Regions from separate parts of the Homo sapiens genome. Here region 1 is linked to region 2. A link is a contact called in ENCODE Hi-C data. All regions are on one chromosome and are shown on one strand. Each heading gives the region's core, a stretch centred on a gene start or an enhancer-like site at or near the end of the contact. The rest is flanking DNA. Distances are from core to core; before and after follow the strand shown.

Evidence for each region. A loop is a pair of places that touch in the nucleus more often than their neighbours do. Pooled maps may share reads with other maps.
Region 1: a map of B cell shows a loop between it and region 2 (10-fold over the local background). The contact joins the promoter of NFRKB here to the promoter of CHEK1 in region 2. A Hi-C loop is called at or near these places in 1 of 168 maps with a recorded cell type or tissue (B cell) and 5 of 50 pooled maps.

The regions. Positions count from the first base shown.
Region 1 is chr11:129,894,328-129,900,673 of GRCh38, reverse strand. It overlaps NFRKB (nuclear factor related to kappaB binding protein), which reads left to right and starts at 5,096. Exons shown (of 27, transcript NM_001143835.2): 1 at 5,096-5,178; 2 at 6,236-6,315. PRDM10 (PR/SET domain 10) reads left to right here. Exons shown (of 21, transcript NM_199437.2): 21 at 1-963. RefSeq lists a silencer at 4,940-5,379.
Region 2 is chr11:125,620,536-125,626,578 of GRCh38, reverse strand. It overlaps CHEK1 (checkpoint kinase 1), which reads right to left and starts at 1,416. Exons shown (of 13, transcript NM_001114122.3): 1 at 567-1,416. LOC118567325 (a long non-coding RNA gene) reads left to right here and starts at 685. Exons shown (of 1, transcript NR_170378.1): 1 at 685-1,442. It overlaps STT3A (STT3 oligosaccharyltransferase complex catalytic subunit A), which reads right to left. Exons shown (of 18, transcript NM_152713.5): 18 at 3,488-5,807. The coding sequence ends at 5,769. RefSeq lists an enhancer at 741-1,250.

The sequences.
Region 1 (6,346 bases), core at 3,847-6,346, 4.3 Mb before region 2:
GTCCCACAGTGTAATGATTACAAATATCCTAGTGTCCGGTCTAGAAAGACTTTCTAGGAGAAGACTAGTGGAATTTTCTAAAGGTTCAGTTTTAGCTTTTATAACTTAAATTTGGCCCTGTTACGTTCTTTTTAATTTGAACCATAAGGTATCTCCCCTCCCTTCAGGAATAACTTATTGGAAAACTGAAAAGAATCACTGAATGGAATGTTCATTTTATGGCAGTTGTTTTAAGTTTTAAAATACACAGAGGAAAATATTGTGGAAGGACCTCTTTGTTGCTTTCCCTTCTAAGTTGTCTTCTTCTTCTTCTTCTTCTTCTTCTTCTTTGGTCCTTAAGTGAAATAAAGACTCTAAAACTAATTTGTATATTATCAGCCAGAGATGCGGATGGCAGTCGAGCCAAATCGCATGGCTTTCAGATCAGGTATTCTGCACATTCATTCCAAGGTCATAGATTTTTAAAAGGACCTGGATTTGAAGAGATGGCAAATGATGAGCCATCAGAAAACTTAATTTGGAAAACATGTATGTAGCCAGTGTGGATATTGTGGCCTCTCTCAAGACACATTGACACTGTAGACTTCATTCAGTCCAGTGTGAGTATTTTGGAGTAGGTTGGATGTAGATTTTGTTTTTATCATTGATTTGTACCGACAGAAATAGACATTTCATCATGTAAAATTCCTGTTATTCTGGAAAAACCTATTGTTTTGATCTTCTTGTTTTCTGACTTGGAAGTATCCTTTCAAAAAAACTCTTAAGATATCTAGGTCTAAAAAGCACTTCATGAGATGCTAAAGCTGACCCACTGGTTGAAAATGTTGACCCTATCCTGTTATTTAAATGTGAACATTTATTGTACATTCAGTGAGTTATAGTGTTAATAGTCTTGTGCTATGCAGCAGGTGTAAAAATTAATAAATATATTTTTTAATAAACATGTTTGTATGTGTGAAGCTACAAGAGCTATTTTTTTTTCTTTGAAGAATTGCAACTTTTGGTTTCCAGCGTGGCATACAGGAAGCTTGGAAGTTGTCCCTCCATCCTAGCAATAAGTAAGAAGCTGAGCAAATGGAAAGATCAACATCTCTCCTTAGATCCATCAGAAAGTTGAGCCCACAGGACAAACTGCTGTCCCCAAAATTGGAAAGACAAACAGGCAAATACAGAGAATCATAGCTTATTGAACAGAAACCCGTGAGAAAAAAATCCACGATCAATAACCTCTATGAGAACCAGCGCCAGGGTAGGAAAACTTGAACTATATTTGATGAATTGCTGCAGGCTCAGCGTGGAGAAATCTGAGAGGTTAAAAACTCCAGGGAACTCAGTCACTGGAGGGGGGGTCAAGGGAGACCCACACTTTTGTGAGTTTTATCCCCAGGAGCTTGACTAGGTTCTCACAGTGAAATTTGGAGAAAAATTCCCTCATGCTTCCAGCAGAGGAAGGGGAGAAGGAACCATTTTGAAATACTCCAGAGCTTTCTGATCTTTCTATTATAACAAGCACCGAACCTGCTGAAGTTATAGCAGAACCTCAGTCACCTGGAGGAAAGGAAATAGCCAGCCCCAGCCCATTCCAGCCATTGTCCCTCATCTAAGAGGGGATAACTGCGTAGCATTCGTGAAGTTCACAGTCCAGAGGCACAGGCTCACCAGAAGACTGAGGCCTCCTTTAGGAATACAGAATGCTTCCCCAACCCCAACACCTTACCACCACATTGCTAAAGGCCTACTTACAGAAGCTCTCTCTACCTGGCACATCATGACCAGCTATCAAGAAAAACATTACAAGGCATACTAAGAGGCAAAAGACACAAGTTTGAAGAAAGAGAGCAAACATCAGACCCAGAATTAGATATGGCCGAGATGTTGGAATTCACAGACTGGGAATTTGAAACAACTGTGATTAATATGAAAAGGGCTCTACTAGAGAAAGTAGACAACAAGCAATAACAAACAATGTAAGGAGAGAGATGGAAATCCTAAGAATGAGCTAAAATGCTAGAGATAAAAAATGAAGAGTAGGCTGGGCACGGCAGCTCATGCCTGTAAACCCAGCACTTTGGGAGGCTGAAGTGGGTGGATCATTTGAGGTCAGGAGTTCAAGACCAGCCTGGCCAACACGGTGTAACCCTGCTTCTACTAAAAATACAAAAATTAGCCAGGCGTGGTGGTGGGTGCCTGTAATCCCAGCTACTCAGGAGGCTGAAGTGGGAGAATCGCTTGAACCTGGGTGGTGGAGGTTGCAGAGAGCTGAGATTGCGCCTCTGCACTCCAGCCTGGGTCACAGTGCAAGACTCCACCTCAAAAAAAAAAAAAAAAAAAAAAAAAACATGAAGAGTAGCTGTGAGAGGCTAAATGGTAGACTAGACACATCTTAGGAAAGAATTGCTGAGCTTAAGGATATCTCAATAGAAACCTCTATAACTGAAAGACAAACAATATCCAAAAACTGTGAGATGATGAAAAAAAGGTATAACTATGCCTCATGGGAATACTAGCAGAAGACAGAGAAAGGAACAGAAGAAATATTTGAAGCAATAATGATTGATTATTTCCCCAAATCAATATGGAAGATGAAACCACAGATCCGGGAAGCTCAGAGGACACACAGGATAAATGCAAAAAAATCCTTCAAAACCAAAAAACAAATGAACAAAAAATGACTTTTCTTCAGAAACTGTGCACACAAGGAGCGAGTGGAATGAAATGTTTAAGGTGTTGAGAGAAAAAAGCAGTGTCTAACCTAGAATGCTGTAGCCCATGAAATTATCCCCCAAAAGCAAAGGGGATTTGTTGCCAGTAGACCTGCCTTGGAGAGAATGTTAAGTTTTTCAGAGAGAAGAAAAATGATAAAAGTCAGAACCTCAGATCTATATAAAGAAAGAACATCATTATTACCTTTAATAATGAAGGTAAAGGAAAAGTCTTACTTATTCTTTGTTGTTTTATTTTTCTTTTTACTTTTTTGAGACAGGGTTTCACTCTGTTGCCCAGGCTGGAGTGCAGTGGTGCAATCACAGCTCACGGCAGCTTCGATCTCCCTGGCTCAAGCGATTCTCCCACCTCAGTCTCCTGAGTAGCTGGGACTACAGGCACGTGCCACCACACCTGGCTAATTTTTTGTATTTATTTTAGTAGAGATGGGGTTTCACCATATTGCCCAGGCTGGTCTCCAATTCCTGGGCTCAAGTGATCCACCCATCTCAGCCTCTCAAAGGGGAAGATCCTGGGCATTGGGACTGAGGTGTTTTTGATACGTTCATGCAAAGATGCCTGGAGTGGGTGGTTGGATTTCTGGGTTGTTTGATTCATAATTGCTTGATTCATAATTGCCAAAACCTGGAAACAATGAAGATATCTTTCAGTAAGCGAATAGATAAAACTGTGATATATCGACACAATGGAATATTATTCAGCACTAAAAAGAAATAGGAGCTATCAAGCCATGAAAAGACATGGAGGAAACTTCAATGCCTGTTACTACGGGAAGGAAGCCAATCTGAAACGGCTACATACTATGTAATTCCAACTAGATGACACTCTGGAAAAAGGCAAAACTATGGAGACAAAAAGATCAGCGGTTGCCAGGGGTAGAGGAGAGGGAGAGATGAATATGCAGAGCACAGATGATTTTTAAGACAGTGAAATTACTCTGCATTATACTGTGATGGTGGGTAATGATGTATCAATGTAGGTTCATCAGTTCTTTTGTTTGAGATGGAGTCTCGCTCTGTCTCGCTCTGTCGACAGGCTGGAGTGCAATGGCTCAATCTCGGCTCACTGCAACCTCCGCCTCCCCGGTTCAAGCAATTCTCCTGCCTCAGCTCCCGAGTAGCTGGGACTACAGGTGCCCGCCACCACGACCGGCGAATTTTTGTATTTTTAGTAGAGACGCGGTTTCACCATGTTGGCCAGGATGGTCTCGATCTCCTGATCTCGGGATCCGCCCGCCTCGGCCTCCCAAAGTGTTGGGATTACAGGCGTGAGCCACCAGGCCGGGCCGGGTTCATCAGTTCTAAGAAATGTACCACTCTGGTAGAGGATGTTGATAAAGGGAAGGCGATGCATGTGGGGAGGTGGGGCGGGGAGTATTTGGAAAATATCTTTCTGCTCAATTTTGTTAACTTTAAACCACTTTAAAAAAACAAAGTCTATCAAAAATTATAGTTTACATTGTTTTTACTCTTTTTCTCTTTCTGGTCTTGTCACAATCTCAAGGTAAGGGAAATATCGGTGACAACTATAGAGTGATATTCCACTGCCATTTATACTCGATAGTTTCTAATTCAAGAGCCTCTCAACAGTGTAACAGGAACTTAGAGCATATGTGGAGCCAGTAGAGGAACAGAGATCGGGTTGTTTGGAAACTACTCTCTTCCAGGAAGGGAAGAACATTAGCTCGGCCGGCCGGCTTCTCTGGTCCCATCCACACACAGAACTGAGGATGGTCTCTGCGCCACTGCTGGGAGTACCTGGAATAAGTAGTGTGAAGCCGTACTAAGCAAAACCCAGTGAATAACAGGAAAGGGGCCTTCATATCTAAGAAGAGGAAAATGATGGAGTTTAACTTTAAAATGTGATCCTTCGATGTGTTTACATTCTTTCTGGACATCGAGGGCCCGGGGACGGGAAGGAGGAATGAAGGAACTCGGAAGCACAGGCTGAGGTCGCGTTCTACTCATGTCCTCAACTGTAAAATGGGCACTAATAGTGCATAGCTCACAGGGCTGCAGCACAAAGACGGTGGGTAGAAAGTGCTTAGCATAGGGCCTGGGGCAGGGTATGCTCTCTGCAAACGTCAGCTAATAGACGTGCCTTCGCTCACGGGCTATGGAACTTTGATTCGCGGTCAGGCAAAGACAGGCACTGTCTGGGGCCTCTGGAAGCTCCTAAATCAGGTGAGACGCGCAAGCAGGCTGGAACCTGCATCCCCAGGCCCAGCCGCGCGCAGGCACCCTCGCCGACCCTCCGCTCTCCCGAGCCGCTCCAGGACCCGCCCGCTGTGGCCCCGCCCCGGCACCCTCCAGGCCCCGCCCCGCGCTGCCCCGCCCCTTCCGCCGCGCAGGCCCAGAGCGTGCGCGCACCCAGACTCCTTGCGGGAGCGAGTGCGTCTGGGAGCCCGCGGCCGGAGAAGGGCTGCGGGTTAGGGGGCCGGCGCCCGCGGTTCAGGTGAGGGCGGGCAAGGGGCGGCGAAAGGGTTGAAGTGTCTCCTGGGAGTGGAGGGAGCGGGAGCGGGCGGCTGGGTCCGCGAGGTCGCTGCCCGTGTGGGCGTGGGGAGCGGGAGCGGGGCGTGGGGAGCGGTGCGACGCGTGAGGCTGGGGGTTAGGGTTAGGCACGGCGTGGGGGAGGGGCGGGGCCGAGCCGTGCAGTTCTGAGGATTGGACCCGGGCCTTGGGCCAGCCGGGCTGGCACCGGAGGGGAATTTGCTGCAGAGTTGAGGGCTTTGGAGCCGGCGGTTGCTCTGGAAGGACCCGAGGGTTTAGCTTCTGCGTTGGGGAGGGTCCAGCGGGGAAAGTTAGACCAGGTGCTGAAAGCCAGTGATGAGAGGCCGAGAGGCCTTCGTGGTCTAGTGAAGAGGTTCAGAACGCCCGAAGATCTGGAAATCCTTGGCTTCCGGGGTCCAACTCCCTGGCAGCTGCCTGGTTTTGGTATTTTGAGATTCTGTTCAGAATAGTGGCAGTGCAAAGGTTGTCAGTGGACTAGATTAACTTTAGCTAGACACGCACCGTCACTGAAGAAACTTGTGAGCAAGTTGTATAGAGACCTCCTAAGAGGCAGGTAGGACACTGACTTTGCAGTTGATAGTCTGTTCTATGCCAGTTCTGTTAAGAAGGTTTTATTCTGAGCATCAGGTTGCTTCTGCAATTTTTTTTTGGTGCTATTTTGAAGTTTTGTTAAACTCACATGCTATGTGCTGTCTCACCCGCTTCACTTATTTAGGCATAGGCATGATGAGGATGTCATTTCACCATGTGCTGAAGGGTGATGAGGGGGCACAGTTGCTTGGGGACCACCCACGTGACTTGACTCAACGCTTAAGTTTCTGCTATATCTTTACATGGATCTGAAATCTCTTCAAGGGAGCTTGAAATAATTTAGTGGAACATGCTTCATTTTACATATAGTTATTCTAGAACTGTTCTTTATCATTGGAGAATTTTGGAAAAGAAAAGTACCTGTATTACGTAATTCACACTGTCACTCATCTAGAGATTATTCATTGCAGGATTCCAGAATTGGAAATAACGGGAGGGAGGACCTGGTCCAGCTTCCCTTCCTCAAATAAGGAAATTGACACCTGGCGTGGTAAGATTTGTGGAATGTGGTGTTTGTGGAA
Region 2 (6,043 bases), core at 167-2,666:
GACCATTTTGTCGTGTAAATCACAATCGCCACTCCCAAGCACACCGAAGGTTGAAATTCTGCCCTCCTCAGGCCCCAGAGGAAATTAATTGTTGTTATGAAGAGGTGGGAGACAAATGCTTTCCGGCGAACGACTGGGGAAGGAGGAGGGAGAGGTGGGGGTCTGGGGAAGAGAGGAAGAGGATATAGGGAGCGGTATGGGGCAGAAAACGCCTGCGGCAGCGCCTCCTCCCAATTGCTCAATTCCAATTCCCATCCCCATCCACAGCCCCACCCGTCCCAAAGGCCGGGGCGGGGCCAAACTGCCCCCAGAGGCGAAAGGAAGGGCTGGGACTCTTCCTTGGGGTTCTTAGCTAGCAGCGGGTTAGTCCCTCCTGCCCCCGCCCCCACAACGGGAACCTCCTGGTACCATTCCTCCACCCTCCGAAACCGCCCCTCCGCAGGAGTCTCTCCAATCCCCTGCGCTAGTCAATGCTAACTTTCTCCCACCATGCCCTCCCTCACTAATCTAGACCCCGAACTCCTTCTTTAGAAACCTTCCCTACTCTACCGGCCGCCCTTCCTCACCGGACTGTCCTTTGCCCACCACTGCAGGAATCCAAATGCAGCGCTTTTCCCGCCAAAACTTGAGGGCGTCACGCTGCCGCAAACTCGCGCACCCGCGCCGTAAAGCAAGACAGCGCGCGTTCCCGTGTCCTGCCCCTCTGAATGTCGGCGGCTCCAAAAGGGTGACGTGGAGATGTTGCCGCTCCCGCCCAGGGCTGCTTTGCAGTCGGGGAGAGATCCTGGCTGAAGAGATTTAAGGACGGCGGACCGCATCGGCGCGAATTGAGCTCTGGGCCCAAATATGAAGTGGCATCCGGTGTGAGGCTCGACTGGGCGGTGCTCGAGCGCTGCTGGGGGAAGCCCAGGCCTCCAAGCCTCAGGGGCGCGCGACCGACCGCGCTGCGCTTCCAGGCGGGGCTGCGGGCTTCGCTCCTGGCCGCTCTGGGCCTGAAAGGCTGCACCGCCACCTGCGTGAGGCCACCGGACAGGACTGTGAGGATCACAGTCGGTGAAGCAGAGTGCTTTGTAAACCTCAGAGTGCGGTACTCGTGGTGCTGGAGCCGAGAAACCAGCAGCAGCTGCTGAGAGCCGACTGTGAAGAAATGGGAGGAACTCCGTGTTGGGAGCGAGAGGCTTCGAAAGAACTGGCCACGCAGTCAAGTGTGTGTGGCGGGGCAAGTTTCCCGGAGAAAGCGAGCAGTTTATGTTGGAGCTTGAAGTCAGGATAACCAGTTTTGCCTTTTTTCTGTGAACCAGCTCCAAAACAATGCTTTACTTCAGCCCGGTCTTTTTGCAGGAAGACCATCTGCTTAGCTTAGTTCTACAAACTTTTTCATTTTTAATGTGCAAAGAACAGGCGGGGAGAGCCAAAATAAATCTTACAACGCAAATTTAAAAGCTGCGTACGTCATTTAAGTGGAAAAGTAAATTCTGAGGAAAGAGACTCAAGAACAAAATAGGAAAAATGGAAATAAGTATTCTCTGACAGTAAACTAGACTGGAACTCAGGGATAGGCAGGATCATCTCCATTACATTCTCCAGCACTGGCCGGGCGCAGTGGCTCCTGCCTGTAATTCCAGCACTTTGGGAAGGCGAGGCAGGAGAATGGCTTGAGGCCAGGAGTTCAGGACCAGCCTGGGGAACATAGGGAGACCCCATCTCTACAAATAAAAAAATTTAGGAATTAGTCGGGCTTGGTGGTGTGTCCCTGTAGCCCTAGCTACTTGGGAGGCCTAAGCAGAACAATCGTTTGAGTCCAGGAGTTAGAGGTTAGTGAGCACTACTGCACTCCAGCCTGGGCAACAGCATGATTCCGTAGGAAAAAAACATATTTTTTTATATGTATATATTTTATATATATACATATATATTTTCTTAGTCCTTAAGACTGGGCCACATACAAACACTAAGCATAACTGGCTATTATGATAATAGTAAAGTGAAACAAGTATAAAATGTTACTCAAGGCCGGGGCCTGGTGGCTCACACGTGTAATCCCAACACTTTGGGAAGCTGAGGCGTATGGATCACCTGAGGTCAGCAGTTCAAGACCAGCCTGGCCAACATGGTGAAACCCCCGTCTCTACTAAAAATACAAAAATTAGCCGGGCACGATGGCGAGTGCCTGTAATCCCAGCTACCCAGGAGGCAGAGGCTGCAGTGAGCAGAGATTGTGCCACTGCACTCCAGCCTGGGCAACAGAGCAAGACTCCGTCTCAAAAACAAACAACCAACAACAAAAACACACATTTCTTTTAAAGAAGCAAAGTCAGGAACAAAAATCAAGGAAAAAACTCTTAAAATGCTTATGTGTATAGTTTTGAATCATGACATCACAGATTAGGCTTCATGTAATCTTTTTACAGTTTGTTGTTTTTGGAGACAGGGTGTGTTGCTCTGTCACCCAGGCTGGAGTGCAATTGGGCAGTCTTAGCTCACTGCAGCCTGGAACTCCTGAGCTCAAGTGATCCTCCTACCTCAGCATCCCAAGTCACTGGGATTACAGAAGCGAGCCACAGGGCCTGGTATAAAAATAAAAGCAAGTTTTTATATCATTTATCCCATTTTCTCTTGTTTCCTCACTGTGTGCTGAAAACAAAGAATACGAAGAGGAAGACCTGCAAATTTCCTGTGTGTCTGATGGAGTCTTTTTAGCCTGAAAAAAAAAAAAAAAAAGATATACAGACTCCAGCAGAATACCAGTTAAAGACAGAATACATAGAAATAGCCTCTATTCTCTTCTGAAAGCCCACTAAAATATTTTAATAGTAAAGGATACCAATATTTAAAAGAACCCATAAGAACAGAGTATGAGACACATTTTGGAAAGCAGAAAGCCTTTAGATGAAAGGTAATGAAGATGAATCCCAAAGCTAGCAATGGAAAGCAGAATTAACATCACAGAACTCTGAAAAAGCTCAAGTTGAACTGGTGACACCAGGTAACTGAAGGTGGAGGTAAAAATGGGGCTAAAAGGGGTAGGTTTAAAGGCTACATAAAAAACAAATAGATCCCCGTATCCCTTCCCTTTCTATGTAACCAAGGAACTGTCCCTCCCCAAAGCTGGTACGAGATTTAAGAGGGTAAATGCACAGTATGTGAACTGGAGACCATTAGGCACAGTTAAAAGCTTGGGCACCTTACTGAAAACGGAGGGATTAAGTTTAAGTTTTATCCACTGAAGGTTGAGCCTGTTACAACTTCTTTCCCTACTCTACTCCCAGAAAGCTGACTGCCTGGCTTACATCCTTGAGTAAGAGAATATGCAAGCCTTCTCAAGGGAATCTTACCTATGCAAAAGATAAAAATCTAAAAATCAGTATCATGGATTTCCCAATGTAACAGCCCAGCCAGATCACAGTAGATTGAAACCCACATTATTAATCCCCATCTACACCCCCTACAAACAGACCTTTCAATCAGCTTTTTTGGGTCCCACTCTTTTTTTTTTTTTTTTTTTTTTTTGAGACAGTCTTGCTCTGTCTCCCAGGTTGGAGTGCAGTGGCATGATGTCTGCTCACTGCAACCTCCACCTCCTGGGCAATTCTCATGCCTCAGCCTCCCCAGTAGCTGAGATTACAGGGTGTGTACCCCACACCCAGCTAATTTTTGTATTTTTAGTAGAGACAGAGTTTTCCCACGTTGCCAGGCCGGTCTCAAACTCCTGGCCTCAAGTGATCTGCCTGCCTCGGCCTCCCAAAGTGCTGGGATTACAGGCATGATCCACTGCGCCCTGCCTAGGGTCCCACTCTTAAAGAGGAGCAGACTAGCAAGAATTTGAGAAAGTCTTTAATATGAAAGACATCAAAACTATGCTTAGTGTTCATTAGCCATGTTGCCCAGGCTGGTCTTGAACTCCTGGGCTCAAGTGATCCGCATGCTTCAGCCTCCCAAAGTGCTGGGATTACAGGCATGAGCCACTGCACCTGGCCTAGATTTGAGTTTTTTATGCTAAGTACACAATAACAGTGAAAATGAAGAGTACACTTTTTAAAAAGATAGCTTCATGTAGCCTAGAAAGTAACAAAATTAAGATCCTCAGAGCAACAACTGTAGCGACAAGTTAAAAGTTATCCTATGTATAGTATAAAGGAAGATCATTAATAATTTCTAACTGGTATTAATCATATTGATAAATAATTCAGAATAACCTCTTCCACTAAAGATTCTTTATAGAAATCAAGTAATGTACTTACATATAGTAAATCAAATCTTGAGGCTAAATCTCACCCACAGTTGAAGAACATGGTATATAAATTGGTTTGGAAGGCTAAGTGCCCTGGCTATACAAATATACAACAGCATATCCCTTAGGAGCACCACTATGACTAATCTAAAAGTTATGCAATTCCTCCTGTTCCCTTAAATGGATAACACTAAACAGTTAGCTTTTATTAACGCCTTAGGGTTTATATACATCAGTGATATATTCATAGGCTCTTTGTCCTGATATTAAATGTCCTCAAGGACCACTGTGCTTCCCAGTTAAATTGTTTTTGTTTAGACAAGATTTCACTGTCGCCCAGACTGGAGTACAGTGGCACAATCACAGTTCACTGTAGCCTCAACCTCCCAGGCCCAAGTGATCCTCCAATCTCATCTTCCCGAGTAGCTGGGACTACAGGTGTACACCACCATACCTGGCTAATTTTTATTTTTCATAGAAACAATCTCCTTATGTTGCCCAGGCTTAAAACTTTTTAAGAAGTTTCTCCTCTTTTCTTGCAGGCAGGCTGGCACTGCTCTCTAGGGACCTGTTACTGGCAATGCTTCCCCTTTTAATTTGTATCTTATTTGGAAAGAGCTTCAAAATTAGGTAGTTGAACTTGGTAACAATATACAACAGCAACACATAGGCTAAGACTAAGGGAAAAAGAAGCTCACCTTTGAACAACCACAAGAGTTTTGAGTAAAGGGTCATTCCTGTGTCATGAATAAGTGAGAGTACTGAAAAGCTCCATTTCAAATTGATATGTATGATTATATTTAAGCTGATTCAAAAACACCTACTGACCATCAAGCTCTATATGTAATGCTGGAAGAGTTTCTTCCTCTCCATTGATAAACCAATAATTTCACTGTTTGTCTTGAGTCTTCAAAACTGCTGATTTATAAAGTCAAAGAGCGTCTAAGGATAAAAGACATTGAGAACAGAGACATAGTAGCCCAGAAAGGCACTCTTCTAGCACTCTTCTGGTCCCACATTTATTCATTCAATAAAAATTTATTGAGCCACGCTGTTTCCAAGGAATTGTACTAGGTGCTGCAATGCAAAGGGTTATGACAAAACTGTCTGTAAATGTAGGATCTGAATTGGTCTTTGATAGTTTTCCTGATTTGAGAAAGAAGTCTCTATTTGGCTAATTTAGGGAGCTAAGAGAATGGACAAGGTCTGCTTATGTCCTTCTGGCAGCCTAGCATAGCTTTTGCCTCCCTCAAATCAGTTATAAGTCAAAACAAATAAGGCACATTTTTTAAAAAAATTCCCCCCTTTAATTGACCAAAGTAAAGCCATGACATTTCATTTGGTAACCTGTTTAGAATTATAAAAATCATTTCATTTGGCCCAGCCCATACTGCCCAAGACAAAACTTCCAGACAATTCTGATGCCATCCAGTTTTGTTCTTACAAACTGCATATTAAAAAAAAAAAAAAAAAAAAATCTTCAACGTCCTAAATGTGATGTGCTCAGTGCGAAGCATATCAGAGCTGGACGTGACATTTATGTCCTTGACAAGCCTCGATTATCCAGGTCCTTTACCTGCAACATAAAGATGTCAGTTTAATATTTACAATCAGATCAACTTTGGAGAAATTTTCTACTAAAATGGATTCACCCAGAGTGGGCAGGATTATGTTGGGTTCTGCAGCCTGGTTTAGGGCTGTGAATACACAAGCACTGACTAGAGACTAGATTCTCTCTGCTTAGCCTTTTGGAATACCTCTGTGAGGACCAATATTACTGATCTACCCTCCACATAGATCAAGGGTTCTCAA